Linked DNA regions of Homo sapiens: region 1 is linked to region 2. A link is an interaction called in ENCODE POLR2A ChIA-PET data of the cell type or tissue named here. Cell type or tissue: K562. All regions are shown on one strand. Links, peaks and the distances in the headings refer to the core of each region. The heading gives the core; the rest is flanking DNA. Region 1 overlaps LOC124904701 (hepatitis A virus cellular receptor 1-like). Region 2 holds the start of LOC105372379 (a long non-coding RNA gene).

Region 1 (8,324 bases), core at 268-8,267, 110 kb after region 2:
CCATGAGCCACCGTGCCTGGCCTGTTACCCTGTCTTAAAGGGCAACACCCTTACTGGCCCCTCACCCCTTTCCTGCTTTTTTGTTCTCCAGAACCAGCTGTCACCTTCTGACATACCATAAATTTACTTCTGTATTTGTTTATTGTCTTTCTCCCAGGGATTTTTGTCTATTTTTCAACAAAATTAAGTTCCTGCCTTCGAAGAACACATATTCTGTCAAAAGGAAGATAGATCATAAACAAAGAAATGATTGACAGAAAAGATGATTTAAGAGACTGACAGATACTTCAAAAGAAAGGGCTGGGCGCGGTGGCTCACGCCTGTAATCCCAGCACTTTGGGAGGCCGAGGCGGGCGGATCACGAGGTCAGGAGATCGAGACCAGCCTGGCCAACACGGTGAAACCCCATCTCTACTAAAAATACAAAAAATTAGCCAGGCGAGGTGGCGGGTGCCTGTAGTCCCAGCTACGCGGGAGGCTGAGGAAGGAGAATGGTGTGAACCCCGGGGGGCAGAGCCTGCAGTGAGCCGAGATCCCGCCACTGCACTCCAGCCTGGGCGGCAGAAGACTCTGTCTCAAAAAAAAAAAAAGAAAAGGAGTAGGGTTACAGTAGAGAGAGGGTGGGAGTGGTGGTTCTTTTCATGTGTGTGGTCAAGGAGGGCTTCTCAGAGAGGGTAACATTTGTGCTGAGACTTGAAAGATGAGAATGATCAGTTATATGAGGACCTCCAGGAAGAGTGTTTCAGGCAGAGGGAACAGCCTGTGCAAAGGCCCTGAGGTGGGAGCCTGCCTGGAGTATGGGAGGACACTAGGAGGTCACTGCGGCTGGAGCAGAGTGAGTGAGGGGCAGGTGGGAGGGGACAAGGGCAGAGAGGTGACAGAAACCAGTTTTGTAGGGTCACATAGGCCACAGTTTCACTCAGTGAGGTGGAGCCATGGGAGGGCGTTGAGACAGAAGGAATGTGACCTGAGTTCGTTTCTTGTTCTTTTCTTTTCTTTTTTTTTTTTTGAGACAAGATCTCACTCTGTAGCCCAGGCTGAAGTGCATGGTGCAGCCTCTGCCTCCTGGACTCAGCTGATCCTCCCACCTCAGCCTCAGCCTCCTGAGTAGCTGGGACTACAGGCATGCGCCACCATGTCCAGCTAATTTTTTATTTTTTTATTTTTTTTTATTTTTTTTTTTTTTGAGACGGAGTCTTGCTCTGTTGCCCAGGCTGGAGTGCAGTGGCACAATCTCGGCTCACTGCAACCTCCGCCTCCCAGGTTCAAGCAATTCTCCTGCCTCAGCCTCCCAAGTAGCTGGGATTACAGGCGCCTGCCACCACGCCCAGGTAATTTTTTGTATTTTTAGTAGAGACGGGGTTGCGCCATGTTGGCCAGGCTGGTCTCCAACTCCTGACCTCAGGTGATCCACCCACCTTGGCTTCCCAAAGTCCTGGGATTACAGGTGTTAGTCACCACGCCCGGCCTAATTTTTTTTATTTTTGTAGAGTGGGGTCTCACTATGTTGCCCAGTCTAGTCTCAAACTCCTGGGCTCAAGCAATCTGTCTGCCTCGGCCTCCTAAAGTGCTGGGATTACAGGCACGAACCACCACACCTGGCTCCTGAGTTCAGTTTTGTTTGTTTTTTTTTTTTTTTTTGAGACAGAGTTTCGCTCTTATTGCCCAGGCTGGAGTGCAATGGTGCTGCGATCTCAGCTCACTGCAAACTCTGCCTCCTGGGTTCAAGCAATTCTCCTGTCTCAGCCTCCCGAGTAGCTGGGATTATAGGCGCATGCCACCTCTCCTGGCTAATTTTTGTATTTTTAGTAGAGACGGGTTTCATTATATTGGTCAGGCTGGTCTCGAACTCCTGGCCTCAGGTGATCTGCCGGCCTCGGCCTCCCAAAGTGCTGGGATTACAGGCGTGAGCCACCGTGCCCGGCCTCAGATTTTTAAAGACTACAACTTTACTCTGCCTGCTGGGGGTGGGGATGCAGCACTAGTGGTACAACGTTGGCTTGACTTTGCAGTTACATGTTTTATTTATTTACTATTATTTTTTAATTTTAAATGTAAATTTTAAATAGAGATAGGGTCTTGCTATGTTGCCTAGGCTCAAGTGATCCTCCTGCCTCAGCCTCCCAATGTGCTGGGATTAAAGGCATGAGCCATCACACCTCACCTGTGTTATTTATTGATCAAATGCTTTTATGCCCTTACTAAATGCCTTCTCCTAGACAATTCACACCTCTTAATCCTCACATACAGGTAGGTACCATTCACTTCCCTTTTACAGATGGGAAACTGAGGCACAGAGATGTAAAGCCACTAGGTCCAGTTCCACAGCTAGCAAATGGCACAGTGGGACTCAGTCCTGGTCCCCTGGGCCCATCACCACAGGCTTCACCGTGTTACCACGTTGCCAGCTAAAGCATCCACCGAACCCCAGGTGGACCCAACACCCATCAACCCTGAGGGGCCCAGACAAGAGTAGAAATGGAGGCACACACCTTACACATCTTCATGTTTAAGATTACAAACCAAGCTGCCACACTATTACATGGAATACGGTCTATCCTCCTGCCTTGATGCATAAACCTCCCTAGCGTCCTGGTGGTCAGGTGCAAAATCAGAATTTCCAACTTTTCCTGGACAGGATCTGGCATCCAAGGAGAGACTGCCCTGGGCCCGTCTCTTCTCTGTGCAGCCCCAGCTCTGGCCCTCACTGCAAGAGGCACTGCATCCCCGTACATCTAGCCTGGGCCGCTCTGCCCAGCTGGGTCCACACTGGCTTCCTGCAATGCTGCCTAGAATGCGTCATGTGGGCCGCATGGTCCACTCTTGTGAGGATGGACCTGGGGACAAGGCCAGCGTGGACCCTGGAAGCAGCTCTGAGCCTTTTAGGCAGGGAATTCCCATTCCTGGAGCACGGTCTGGAAGGGGAGGGCCATGCAGGCTCCAGGCTCTAGGGGTCAGGGGCGTTTCCCAGAGGACTCCAAAGCCCACGGAGTGGGACGCAGCCAGAAGAGGCCAAAGCGGGTGGATCCTCTGAAGCTCAGGGCTGGGGCCCTCTGCCCACTTCTAAAGGTCCCAGTAGCTCTTTCTCCAAAGGGAAGGCCCTTGGGCCACCACCATTTCTTCAGCCTGTTTGTGTTTGTTTTTGTTTTTGTTTTTCTTTGAGATGGGGTCTCTGTTGCCCAGGCTAGAGTGCAGTGGCGTGATCTCAGCTCACTGCAGCCTCGACTTCCTGGGCTCAAATGATCCTCCCACCTCAGCCTCCTGAGTAGCTGGGACTATAGGCACGTGCCACCACTTGTGGCTAAATTTTTAAATTTTTTATAGAGACAGGGTTTCGCCATGTTGGCCAGGCTAGTCTTGAACCCATGGCCTCAAGCGATCCTCCTGCCTCAGCCTCCCAAAGTGCTGGGATCACAGGCGTGAGCTCCCACGCCCGGCGTTGCTGTTCTTCACGCTCATTACTCACTAGAGTTCCTGGAGGCCCAGGACCAGAGCTGGGTGACAAGTACCTGGACGGCTCCAAACTGTCCTGCCAGCAGTGACAGCTGCCATCCTGCCACATCCACATCCACCTGCTGGGCCCACATGGCATCCCACGGCTCCTGGCGCCTGATCTCCACCCAGATGGCATAGGCGCTGTGGTGTGGCCGGCATGTTCTAGCCAATATCTCCCAGCCAGGCCCTTGAACCTGATGGTGGGTCCCATTGAAAGTGTGCAGGTGGGGGTCTCCGTACAGCCACAGTGTCCCGTAGTGCATGGGGTAGCAACCCCAGACACCCCTGTGCTGGCAGCACAGCTCACAGGGCCTGCAGGCATGAGGGTGGCACTCGAGCGGGCGTCCAGGTCCATGGTACACGCACCTCTGATCACAGGGGGCTGCAGGCAGCACCTCAGTACCCAGGCGGATATAGCGGCCCTGCAGGTGGCAGCCGCAGCAAGCGTGGGGCACCGAAGATGCCCGCCTCCAGGGCAAAGCCCTCGAGGCAGAAGCAGCTCACTGTGCACTGGAGGGTGCAGGGCGCGGAGGAGTTGAGGCTAGCACAGGTGGCCGGGAAGGGTGGCCCACAGGAGTCATAGTAGCTGTTGGCTGGACACGCCACACCTGGGGGAGGGGAAAGATCGCCCAGAGGCCACAACCCTGAAACCTTTGCTCCCTCAATTAGAGGGAGAAAAAAATCAGGGTGAGTGCAGGGGAGGGAAGGGCAGGAATGAACCACAGGACGATTCCCAAACTGCCACTGTTCTTTTTTTTTTTTTTCCAGACAGGGTCTTGCTCTGTTGCCCAGGCCAAGTGCAATGGCATGATCTCAGCTCACTGCAGCCTCCCGATTGTTCCGATGAAACTTTTAACCACGTGGTTTGTTATGCATGTCACACCCACAGGCCACTTCAAACTTGCAGCACACAGTGAGCAACTCGGACAATATAGGGTCCAGTGCTGGGAGGTGAGAGGTAGGATTAGGAAGGGCCCAAGAGGAGCCCTGGTCTGGCTTGAAGCTTGGGTTAACATCCTAGGCAGGGCTGGGGTCTCCCTGGGGATGAGGGCTTCCGATCCACCGGCGAAGGAGGCATCCTAGCTAGCCAAGTGGGGAGGCCATCGTTGGAGCTGGGGGCGGTGAAAGGGAAGGAGCACGTAACTGCATCCCAGGCTGGCTCGCCACGCGGGCAGGCAACGCGCAGCGCAGGGCGCAGAGTTGGACGTAGGCCTCCAGCATGGTGCACAGCATGCGGTTGCCCGTGCCATACTGGCAGAGGTCAGAGACACACACCTGCGTGTAGGACACGGGGCTCTCATACCAGTGGCACTTGGCCAAGGGCCCGGAGCGGTTTGCCAGAACACTGCAGAGCTGCTCCACCCGGGGCCTGTCCTGGCAGGGCTCAGCGCCACCAGGGTCCCGCCGGCAGCTGGGGGATCACAGGACTCAACACCACCACCTCCAAGCCTCCTCCTCCTCCTGCCTCCCCCCTGGCCACCCTTGGCTAGTCCTCCTCTGCCCGCACCAGGTTCTCCCTCCCAGCAGCTGACAGCTCCTGGTGCAGTTTTAGACACGTTTAAAAACCTCAACCCCATAGTAACAAATGATTTTCATACAGTTACTCAACATGAGGGAGTCATTAATTTTTTTTTTTTTTTCGAGACAGAGTCTCGCTCTGTCACCCTGACTGGAGTGCAGTGGCGCGATCGCAGCTCTTGGCAACCTCTGCCTCCCGGGTTCAAGCGATTCTCCTGCCTCAGCCTCTCAAGTAGCTGGGACTACAGGTACCCACGACCACAGCCGGCTAATCTTTGCATTTTTAGTAGAGACGGGGTTTTGCCATGTTGGCCAGGCTGGTCTTGAACTCCTGACCTCAGGTGATCTGCTCACCTTGGCCTCCCAAAGTGCTGGGATTACAGGTGTGAGCCACCACGCCCAGCCAGGATAGTTATTAGTTAGATCCTGGATTCTGGAACCAACTTTGTTAGCTTCAGATCCCAGCTCTGCTACTTGGACGAATCCCCAAGTCTGTGCCATCCAATACCGCAGGCACTAGCAACCAGAGGCTACCGAGTATTTGAAATATAGGTAGTGTGACAGAAGATGTTTAATTTAATTTACACATAAATTTAAATAGCACGTGTGTTTGGTGCATTGGACTTTGCAGGACTAAGGTCTCAGTGAAGGGAGACTGGCACGGTGACTCATGGCTGTAATTCCAACACTTTGGGAGGCCGAGGTGGGCAGACCACTTGAGGTCAGGAGTTCAAGACCAGCCTGGCCAACATGGTGAAACCTCATCTTTACTAAAAATATAAATATTAGCCGAGCATGGTGGCGTGTGCCTGTAATCTCGGCTACTCGAGAGGCTAAGGCATGAGAATCACTTGAACCTGGGAAGCGGAGGTTGCAGTGAGCCGAGATCGTGCCACCGCACTCCAGCCTGGGCGACGGAGCAGGAATCAAAAATAAATAAATAAATAAATAAATAAATAAGGTCTCTGTGAGGAGTGCTTCCTGTTTCCCCTGTGAGAGGTGGGGGGGTGGAGTATTTAGGATCAGGGACCCTGAAGCCAGAATGCCTGGACTCAAATCCCTGTTCCACCATTTTTTTCCCCTCTTTTTTGATAGGGTCTCGCTCTGTCACCCAGGATGCAGTGCAGTGGTGCCAGCATGGCTCATGGCAACCTCGAACTCCTGGACTCAAGAGATTCTCCTGCCGCAGCCTCCAAGTAGCTGAGAATACAGGTGTGCACCACCACCAGGCCTGGCTAATTTTTTTTTTTTTTTTTTTAATAAAGACGAGATCTTGCTATGTTGCCCAGACTGGTCTCAAACTCCTTAGCTCAAGTGATCCTCCTGCCTTGGCCTCCCAAAATGCTGGGATGACAGACAAGAACCACCATGCCCGGCCCGTTCCATCATTTCTTATTGTGGGAACTTGGGCAGATGCTTCGCCCTTCCATGCCTCAGTCTTCCCCATCCGTGAAAGGGTATAATCATTGTTCCTGATTCTACCTGAATCAATCTCCTGAGAGTTGTGTGTGCAATTCACACCCTCTTCTTCCACCTTTCTGTTCTCAAAGCCTGCCTGTCTGCCCACTGTTTTCCCTGAGCCCTGTATTTCTCCCAACCCGGGCCCTTCCTGGTCCCAGGCAGCCACCCACCCAGGCCGGCTGTCCTGGGTCCACCAGGCGTTGCCAAAGATGGCATCACTGAGGGTGGGCACCCTGCTGGGGAGCACCTTGTCATCACTGGGGTCGCCACTGAAGTTGCCACAGAGTCCGCAGAGGTGGCTCCAGAACTCAGGCCCCACGCACACCAACAGCATATTGTGGCCATTGAACTGTACCTGGAGCCAGGTGCCCACCTGCAGGAGCACCAGGCCCTGCTTACCGCCTGGCTGTCCACCTGCAGTGCAGGGGAAGAGCTCAGGATCCATTTCCCCCTACCATCTCCCACCCCCTAGTGCCATCCATACACTCCTCATGACCCCACAGCAGGTAAGGTGTATGAATCTCCAAGCCGAGCTGTCTGCTCCATGCCACCAAGGACCTCACACCTCACACTGCCAAGTTCACCTTAGCCCCTTCCCCTTCGTTTCCCTTCCCTTACTTTTCTCATCCACTTGCCTGGCTTTAAACCCCAGCTGTATTCTGACAATTCCCAAATGCCCTCACCAGTCCTAGAACTCCAGGTGTCTGCATCCTGCTGTGTCCCAGCTCTGGGAGAAAAGAGGCACCTCGAACTCCCCACGTTCAAATCTGAACTCCTAATCTTACCCCAAGCTTCCTCTCCTACCTTCTCCATCTCAGGCAGTGGCAGCTTGTCCAGGACGCGGAGGCCAAAAACCAAATCATGTTGGAACCTGCCCTCTCTCTCATCCCACAGCTGATCCTTTCAAAATATTTCCAGAATCTAACCATGTCTCACTCCCTCTACTGCCCTCTTCCTGATTCCAACCACTGCCACGTTCTGCCTGAACAATTCTGTCAGCCTCCTCTCCAGTCTACCTGCTCCCCCCAGGTCCTCGGCCATCTGTCCACTGCATGAAGCCAGAGGGATCTGCTGACACCTGAGTCAGATCAGGGGCCTCCTGGGCTCAGAGCCCTCCCTGAAATCCCTGGAACTCCCAACCCATTCTGAGTGAAAGCCAAAGTCCTTACAGTGACCCACAAGGCCCTACAGGATCTGTCCCCATTAACGCTCCGACCTCACCCCTTACTCTCCCCGGGTTTACTCCACTCCAGCCACACTGGCCGCTGGCCTCCCTGTTCTCTCTCTCTTTCTTTCTTTCTTTCTTTCTCTTTCTTTCTTTTCCTTTTCTTTTCCTTCCTTCCTTCTTCCTTCTTCCTTTCTTTTCCTTTCCTTTCTTCTTTCTTTCTCCTTCCTTCCTTCCTCTCTCTCCCTTTCTTTCTCTCTTTCTTTCTTTTCTTTCTTTCTTTCTTTTCTTTCTTTCTTTCTTTCTCTTTTCTTTCTTTTCCTTTTCTTTTCTTTTCCTTACTTCCTTCTTCCTTTCCTTTCCTTTCTTCTTTCTTTCTCCTTCCTTCCTTCCTCTCTCTCTCCCTTTCTTTCTTTCTTTCTCTTTCTTTCTTTCTTTCTTTCTTTCTTTCTTTCTTTCTTTCTTTCTTTCTTTCTTTCTTCTTTCTTTCATCTTTCCCTCCCTCCCTCCCTCCCTTCCTTCCTTCCTTGTCTTGCTCCATCACCCAGGCTGGAGTGCAGTGGTGCGATCTCAGCTCACTGCAGCCTCCACCTCCTGGGTTCAAGCGATTTTCCTGTCTCAGCCTCCCGAGTAGCTGGGACTACAGGCATGTGCCACCACCCCCATCTAATTTTTGTATTTTTAG
Region 2 (8,324 bases), core at 159-8,158:
AAGACTCCATCTTAAAAAAAAAAAAGAAAACCTCGTTGCTCCCTCCTGTGGAATATGGATACCTAATTAACATGATCACATACAGCAATGACTGGCTTGGAGGGGAGGAGGCATCCTCAGTGCTGAAAGGTGGGACAATGTCCACTGAGGGCTCTGGTCCTAGCACTGAATGAGCCAGGCTCTTTCAATTCCTGGATAAGCACTTGTTCACCCATTGTATGTGGACCACTTACCCTGGCTGCCTCATGTAGGATGCTGTTGGCTGCAAGTAAGAGAAGAATAAATTCCAAACATCTTAAAACAATAAGGATGCCAGGCACAGTGGCTCGTGCCTGTAATCCCAGCACTTTGGGAGGCCGAGGCAGGCAGATCGCGAGGTCAGGAGATTGAGATCATCCTGGCTAACACGGTGAAACCCCGTCTCTACTAAAAATCCAAAAAAATAACTAGGCATGGTGGCGGTCGCCTGTAGTCCCAGCTACTCGGGAGGCTGAGGCAGGAGAATGGCGTGAACTCAGGAGATTGAGATCATCCTGGCTAACACGGTGAAACCCCGTCTCTACTAAAAATCCAAAAAAATAACTAGGCATGGTGGCGGTCGCCTGTAGTCCCAGCTACTCGGGAGGCTGAGGCAGGAGAATGGCGTGAACTCAGGAGGTGGATCTTGCAGTGAGCCGAGATCGCGCCACTGCACTCCCGCCTGGGGGACAGAGCCAGACTCCATCTCAAAAAAAAAAAGCAATAAGGACACGTATTATTTTACAGAACTGCTGGTCCCCCAAAGGCGGGGAGGTTCTCCAGGGGTCAATGCATCAGTTGAATGATGTTCTTATAGACTCAGGCTCCTCAGCATGTGGGCAATGTCATCCCTCACGGTGGTAACGTGGCTGCCACAGCCCCAGCCATCATTTCCTATAGGTGCAAAGCATCACAACCGTATACTTCCTCTTGCTAAAATCCTACTCTACCCATTTCCTTTCTGTATTTTCAGTGTTTAGCCTCTCTGATTCTGCTCTTACTACTAACTCATGAGATTTCAACTCATGGCGACTATAGGTGCTCCGAAGTGCTAATGAAAGAAATTGCAGAAAGAAAAGAAGAAAAATGATGTCTTTCTCTGTGGCTTCAGAATCATCCTCAGCATCATAAAACTCTGTTTGCAAATATTCTTTGCAGGCCGCAGGGACTTCAGAGATCATCAGTATGTCTTGTCAAAGAAACTTTAACATTCCAGCATCTGTGATTCTGGGACTAATACTTAAATTGCATGTAGATTCTGAAAAGGATAAATATTTGTGAATTTTTTGTTAAACCAGAGGAATATTTTTACTACCCCCTCTTCTTCAACGTGGATGAAAGAGAAAGCAAAAACACGTGATGCTGTTAGAACTCTGCTCTAGACTAAGAGTTTGAGAGCCCAGCTTAAGCCAGCAAATGCCTCCTCACACTGCCACATTCTCTCTGCGAGGAAAAGAAAAAGTTTATTTCTCTTACATTATTATTTTTTTCTTTTTTTGAGATAGGATCTCGCTGTGTCACACAGGCTGGAGTGCAGTGGTGTGATTATGACTCACTGCAGCCTTGATCTCCCAGGTTCAGGTGATTCTCCCTCCTCAGCTTCCTTAGTAGCCAGGAATACAGGCACACACCGCCACGCCTGGCAAATTTTGTGTATCTTTTTAAAATTTTTTTGGAGATGGGGTCTTGCTATGTTGCTCAGGCTGGTCTCGAACTCCTGGGCTCAAGCGATCCTCCTGCCTTGGCCTCCCAAAATGCTGGGATTACAGGTGTGAGCCACCACACCTGGCCTCCTACAGTACTTTTCTTTTTCTTTTGAGATGAAGTCTCACTCTGTCACCCAGGCTGGAGTGTAGTGGTGCAATGTCCACTCACTGCAACCTCCGCCTCCCAGGTTCAAGTGATTCTCCTGCCTCAGCTTCCTGAGTAGCTGGGACTACAGGTGCACACCACCATGCCCAGCTAATTTTTGTATTTTTAAAAATAGAAATGGGGTTTCATCATGTTGTCCAGGCTGGTCTCGAACTCCTGACCTCAAGTGATCTGCCCATCTTGGCCTCCCAAAGTGCTGGGATTACAGGCCTGAGTCAACATGCCTGGCCTCCTACAGTACTTTTTAAGAGCAAAAACATTTTACCCCAGATGCCTTCCACTAGCCAGCCCCCAGCAGACTCCCCCTCCAAGTCAGTCACTGCTGTGACTTCTCCTTGGCCAGGAGTGTGTCCCAGCCTTTTCCAGAACCAATCACCAACAAGAAGACAGGAGAACTATGCCTGGCTTAGATCACTCAGAGGCTGAGGGTACTTTTTCTGAACACATGGTCAGAGCTAATAAACAGGCTAATAAAATTAAGGCTCTGCTTACAAAGAAGTAAAGGAAAATGGGCTTGCTTATTAATAATGCAGATTCCCAATTCCTGCTGCTAGTTGCACGGCTGCTTCTGTAGACACTCTGCCTCCGTCTGGCCTGGCACTTTGATCTTGTTTTTATGCCTCAGGATGAACGAACCTCAAACACCCAGGCTTCTTAGAATAGAAGGTCCTAGAGGAGGAGTGGTTTCTGAGAGAAGGAAGCACCTGCCCGCATCTCTTAAAAGGAAAGTACCTAAGCTTGACTGCCTGCTTATCTTTGAGGTTTTATTATCAATCAGGCCTTCTGGCACAAGTGATTAAAACCCAAACTAGCTTAAGTACAAAGAGAATGTATTGGTTCTTAGAATGGAAAGTCTCGGATTTCAGGTATGGCTGGATCCAGGTGCCCCTGCAATACACTCAGGATTATGCCTCTCTCCCTCTCACCTCTGCTGTCCTCAATATTGACTTCATTTTCATGCAGCAAAGATGACCTCCAGCAGTTCCAGGCTTAGAGCATAGCAGATAAGTAACCATAGCAGAAAAAGAAACACCACTTTCCCAATAGTTCCAGCAAAAGTCCTGCAGCTGTCTCTCATTGGCTTTACTTGGAATGGCGTGTTCATTTCTGGATCTGGGAAATGTAGTTGGCTGTGTCCGAATCACATAGACTAAGAGCAGGGGAGGCTGGTTCCCAAAGAAAATGAGAAGGGTAAACGAATGCCCGTCAGGCTAATCTCTCTCTTGTGTGTAGAGAGAGCCCCGGAGAGCATCAACCTGTCCTGTTTTACCATGAAGAGCATTCAAAAGCTAACAGGGTGATAGGGGTTTAGTAAGTTGGGAGTGGTCAGGGAGAGGTCTTGGAAGAGACAGTGTTGAAAGCAAAGCCTTGAGAGATAAGAAGTCAGTGTTTTAGGCGGCAGGACCTGTGAGGGCAAAACACCTGAGAAAAATCAATATTTGACAAATGAGTGGCTAAATGAATGAATGAATGAGTGAATGATTAAATGAATGAGTGGGTGAATGACTATAGACAGACACTGTAGACAAAGAGCCCCATCTTCTTGCTCAGAAGGACCCACCAGCCCCTGTAGTAATGGGAGAGCTGGAGTTGGGCTGCAGACCTTGCAGGGAAAATGGAGAGGGAGAGAAGGAGGAGGGGAGAGGAGGGAAGGAGGGAAAGAGCCACTCGGACTCCGCAGGAGCCAGGAGGAAGGGCCAGATGGACCCTACCTGGGAGACTACATCCAACGTTTCTCTCCTTGAGGGTCCTGGGCTGCCTGGAAACCCTCCCCTCTCCACAGCCTCCATTCCCTGCCCCTTCCCTCCCCCGCCTTACTCTCACTTCCTCTTTTCTGTTCCTCTTGCATACCAAGCTAGCTCTCGTCTCAGGCCTTTGTGCTTGCTGTTCCCTCTGCCTGGAACACCCTTCTCTAAGAACTTCACAGCCCTCAGGTCTCAGCCAAGAGTCCCCTCCACCAAGCAGCCCTCCCTGACCACCCCAACTGAATTACCCATCCCTCTACGCCCACAGCCTCTTCCAAATCACACCACCCTGCATACCTTCCTCTCTCTGAAAATGTCATGTTTGTGAATCTGTTGTGGTCACAGTTGTCACCCTGTCAGAGGCGTTTGAACCAGAGCAACCCCATCTTGAGTAGGGGCCAGGTAAAATGAGGCTGAGACTTACTGGGCTGCATCCCCAGATGGTTAAGGCATTCTGAGTCACAGGGTGAGATAGGAGGTCAACACAAGATGCAGGTCATAAAGACCTTGCTGATAAAACAGGATGCAATAAAGAAGCCAGATAATACCCATCAAAACCAAGATGGCCACGAGAGTGACCTCTGGTCGTCCTCACTGCTACACTCCCACCAGCGCCATGACAGTTTACAAATACCATGGCGATGTCGGGAAGTTACCCTCTATGGTCTAAAAAGGGGAGAAATGAATAATCCACCCCTTGTGTAGCATATCATCAAGAAATAACCATAAAAATGGGCAACCAGCAGTCCTCGGGGCTGCTCTGTCTATGGAGTAGCCATTCTTTATTCCTTTATTTTCCTAATAAACTTGCTTTCACTTTATGGACCTGCCCTGAATTCTCTCTTGTGGGAATCCAAGAACCCTCTCTTGGGGTCTGGATCGGGACTCCTTTCCTGTAACACTATTATTACTGACTTATGAATATTCTAGGGTTGTTGCGAAGTCTGGGTGCGAGTCAGGCACAGTGTTTACCTGCTTGGCCCTGCAGTGTCCAGCCAGGTTCGTGGCCTCCTGCCTCTGTGACCCTGTTCAAGTGACCTCCCTGCTCTGGGACTGTCTGTTCCCCCATAATATGGAGACCTCTATATTGCTCTTCTATACCTCATGTCTGTCTTTTACACACACACACACACACACACGTGTGTGTGCATGGCTGTGGTGCAGGTTTAATGACCTCATGCAGATGTCTAGAGCATGGTTCTAGGCAGAAAATGGAAAAGTATTTATAATATAATTAGTTCAACCAGCTACAATATAGACAGGGGTTTCCTGGCAGGCCATGTGACTTCAGTAATGGCCTGGGTCTGGCTTCGCCTTTAACCCTCTTCCTAGCCTCCCCTCAGCTCTCAAGGGTCAGCTAGGGGCCATCGCCCTGCATGTAGGGAGGCTGGACGGCAGAAAGCATGAACCCCATGATGCTCCCTGTCCTGCCCTGCCCATGCTGTCACCAAGTGGGGCAGCTAGACTGAAAGGGCTTCCACAACTCTGGGGTGGGCACCAACAGCCAGGGGAGCTGGAGATTGAAGGGTAACATTGCAGACTGGAATAGGAAGTTCCCTGGCCTCCAAGCCAGGCCTCACTAGGACTCTCCTGCCCTCAAATCTGGAAGCTCAGTGTCTTCACCCTTTAGGTCTCTGGGGGATAGGAGACAGAGACTTAGGAGGGTCCAGGGGAAAAGAATTTCCAAGTAATAACATGGAAAATAAAACAAAGCTACTAAACCAAAGGATATTGCTATCAACCACAGTAGCTTTCACACTTTTGTTGTTAACTGTAAGAGAGTCATTTGACATCACAACCTAGAATATATACTTTGAACCAAAAATAAAATCCTGAGCCCCCCAACTAACTAAGTGGACCCCCTTCTGGGCCAAAGGGACCCCAGAGACATCTGAACAACTGAATTCTAGCCATGAAGAAATGGGAGGTGCACATGCCTCATTCTAGCCCCTCCCTTCTGGAGTTTAGGCCCAACTGACCAACATTAACATTAAAATACAGATCACAGGACTGACAGAGTAGACTCTTTATGGCAATCAGATCCCAAATTCCAAGCTGACCCTGGTCACATGTTCTCTGAGCGCTGCCACTTAGGAGACTTCATCTGCATAACAAGGGCCTTGTCTTCTACAACCCCTTATGTTAGCTCAAGCATTCTTTTCTAAGGACTTCTTCAGTCTTTAGGCAAAGCTTAACTCTTCCAACCAAATGGCAATCAGAAAGTCTTTGAATCCGCCTGTAAGCCCTGTTCCCCACCCTCTGACTCAAGATATCCCACCTCTTTAGGCTGAACCAATGTACACCTTCCGTGTATTGATTTATGTCTTTGCCTGTAACTCCTGTCTCCCTAAAATGTATAAAACCAAACTGTAACCTGACCCCCTCAGGCACATGTTCTCAGGATCTCTTGAGACTGTACCCCAGGCCATGGCCACTCTTATAGGCTCAGAATAAACCTCTTTAAATATTTCACAAAGTTTGGCTTTTCTGTCAACAATACACACTCACAATAAGAGTTTACCAAAGTAACACTTACTTAAGGCTGGAGACAAACTCTGATACTCTGAAATTTCTTTTTTCTTCTACTTAATTCCATTTCAGAAAAAAATTGCTGGTTAGGACCTTCTAAATTGATCTCATGAACCACTAACGAGTCACTACTCACAGCATGCAAAGCTCTAATTACACACTAGAAAGTATGTTTTAACACCAGGGGAAAATGGGAAAGTTTTACTCATAGAATATTCCTTTGCATTACACTGAATGTATTTTACTTGATAGAAAATGCTGTACTTTTGCTTAAAGCTAATTTCTACAGCAGACAGATGGAGAGTATACCATGGATAGGCACAGGCAGAGGAGGCTCTGCTTTCTGGGCCTAACTTCATTCATTCATTCCACAAATCTGTACCAGGTGTTGGAGGGTCAGCAGCAGTGGCGTGCTGTATTAATCTGTTCTCACACTGCTAATAAAGACATACCTGAAGGCTGGGTGCAGTGGCTCACGCCTGTAATCCTCGGGGAGGCCGAGGCGGGAAGATCATGAGATCAGGAGACCGAGACCATCCTGGCTAACATTGTGAAACCCTGTCTCTACTAAAAATACAAAAAATTAGACGGGCATGGTGGCGGATGCCTGTAGTCCCAGCTACTCGGGAGGCTGAGGAAGGAGAATGGCATGAACCTGGGAGGCGGAGCTTGCAGTGAGCTGAGATTGCGCCACTGCATTCCAGCCTGGGCAACAGAGCGAGACTCTCTCTCAAAAAAAAAAAAAAAAAAAAAAAGACGTACCGGAGACTGGGTAATTTATAAAGAAAAGAGGTTTAATTGACTCACAGTTCAGCATGGCTAGGGAGACCTCAGGAAACTTACAATCATGGTGGAAGGGAAAGCAAACATGTTCTTCTTCACCTGGTGCAAGAGAGAGAAGTGCTGAGCCAAAGGGGGAAAAGCCCCTTATAAAACCATCAAATCTCATGAGAACACACTCGCTATCATGAGAACAGCATGAGGGTAACCTCCTCCATGATTCAGTTACCTCCCACTGCGTTCCTCCCCCTGACACATGGGGATTATGGGAACTACAATTCAAGATGAGATTTAGGTGGGGACACAGCCAAACCATATTATGTGCTGAAGCCAGTTTATCCCAACTCACAAGAGCCCTTTGTTAAGTTTTTCAGGAGTTATGGTTGAACTCACATTGGTAGCTTGAAATCAGTCGTGGTGGAAGATTTATACTACGGAATCAGCAACTCTATAAGTCAGCATCCCCCAGCCCCTACAAGGGTTGTCAAACCTTTATGAGCACACTGCTAGTCAGCAGTGACCAAGACCTGGTCCCTGCCCTGGCACAGGCTGTCCTAAAAGGACGGGGGCACACTTTACTCAACCACAAAAACACATATAAACACGTGCCTTATGTGTGCTATGTTCTATACACCTGCTATGAAGGAGAAGTATAGGAATTCATGAGAGAAGATAACAGAAGGAATTCGAACAAGGCTTCTCCAAGGACACGAAGTTTGAGCAGAGACTTAAAGGATGAGGGGATTTAACTAGACAAAGAATGCGGGGAACAGTATTTCAATGAGAAGGAATAGTGTGTACAAAAGACCAGTGCTGAGAGAGGATGGTGAGTCTGCACAGCATAGCTGGAGTGGAGAGGATGTAGCAGCAGAGTGAGAGATGGAGATACCAGGCTGCAGATGTGAGCATCCCGGCCACGCGGGATCTGAGGCAGCACGAGGCCTCTGGTTTTTATGCAAAGAGCAATTCTCACAAAGCTACTCCCGCATTGCCATGCCCTCTTTTACACCTCGTCCTATCGGATTCTGCAAACTAGATTTATGGTGCAGATTGCACTCACTGTCCTCTTCACAGATGCAGAGGAGAGGAGACATCTCCATCTCCTCCTGACATGACTTTTGCTAACCTGCATTTTAGAAGTCAGCCTCTGAAAGGTCAGACGTGAACATGATAAGAAAAAAAAAAATCCACAGCACTGAAAAGCTCATCATTTCACTGGCAGTAAAATAAGAAGCATTTACTTTATAGTTTTTCTTCAGCCTAAAGTGAGCTTTGAGGTGATGTCAGGAGGTAATTAAGGTGGGAGCTAATCAGCCCACACCAAGAAGATACTTTGAGGGCAGCCAGGAAAGCCTCCAAGTAACAATCGAAGAAACCAGG

Evidence for each region. ChIA-PET counts read pairs that join two places held together with the same protein. Peaks named below come from ENCODE experiments on the same cell type or tissue, not always from the same donor. Only the 100,000 strongest peaks of a DNase experiment are listed, where the experiment ranks them.
Region 1: POLR2A ChIA-PET joins it to region 2 with 5 read pairs; 2 of 35 experiments call an interaction of 5 or more read pairs at or near these places.

What each region holds. Positions count from the first base shown.
Region 1 is chr19:35,095,327-35,103,650 of GRCh38, reverse strand. The region is part of intron 1 of LOC124904701 (hepatitis A virus cellular receptor 1-like); the gene reads right to left. HPN-AS1 (HPN antisense RNA 1) reads left to right here. Exons shown (of 4, transcript NR_024562.1): 2 at 4,264-4,446. Among named protein-coding and RNA genes, the nearest start is that of HPN-AS1, 6.8 kb to the left of the region's middle. In K562, for the core only: no CTCF peak of the experiment used is centred there; a DNase peak (open chromatin) is centred at 7,513.
Region 2 is chr19:35,200,885-35,209,208 of GRCh38, reverse strand. LOC105372379 (a long non-coding RNA gene) reads right to left here and starts at 4,088. Exons shown (of 3, transcript XR_935938.2): 1 at 3,933-4,088; 2 at 2,817-3,056. RefSeq lists enhancers at 3,429-3,598, 4,574-5,091, 5,092-5,609, 5,610-6,127. In K562, for the core only: no CTCF peak of the experiment used is centred there; a DNase peak (open chromatin) is centred at 3,708; H3K4me3 peaks cover 220 bases.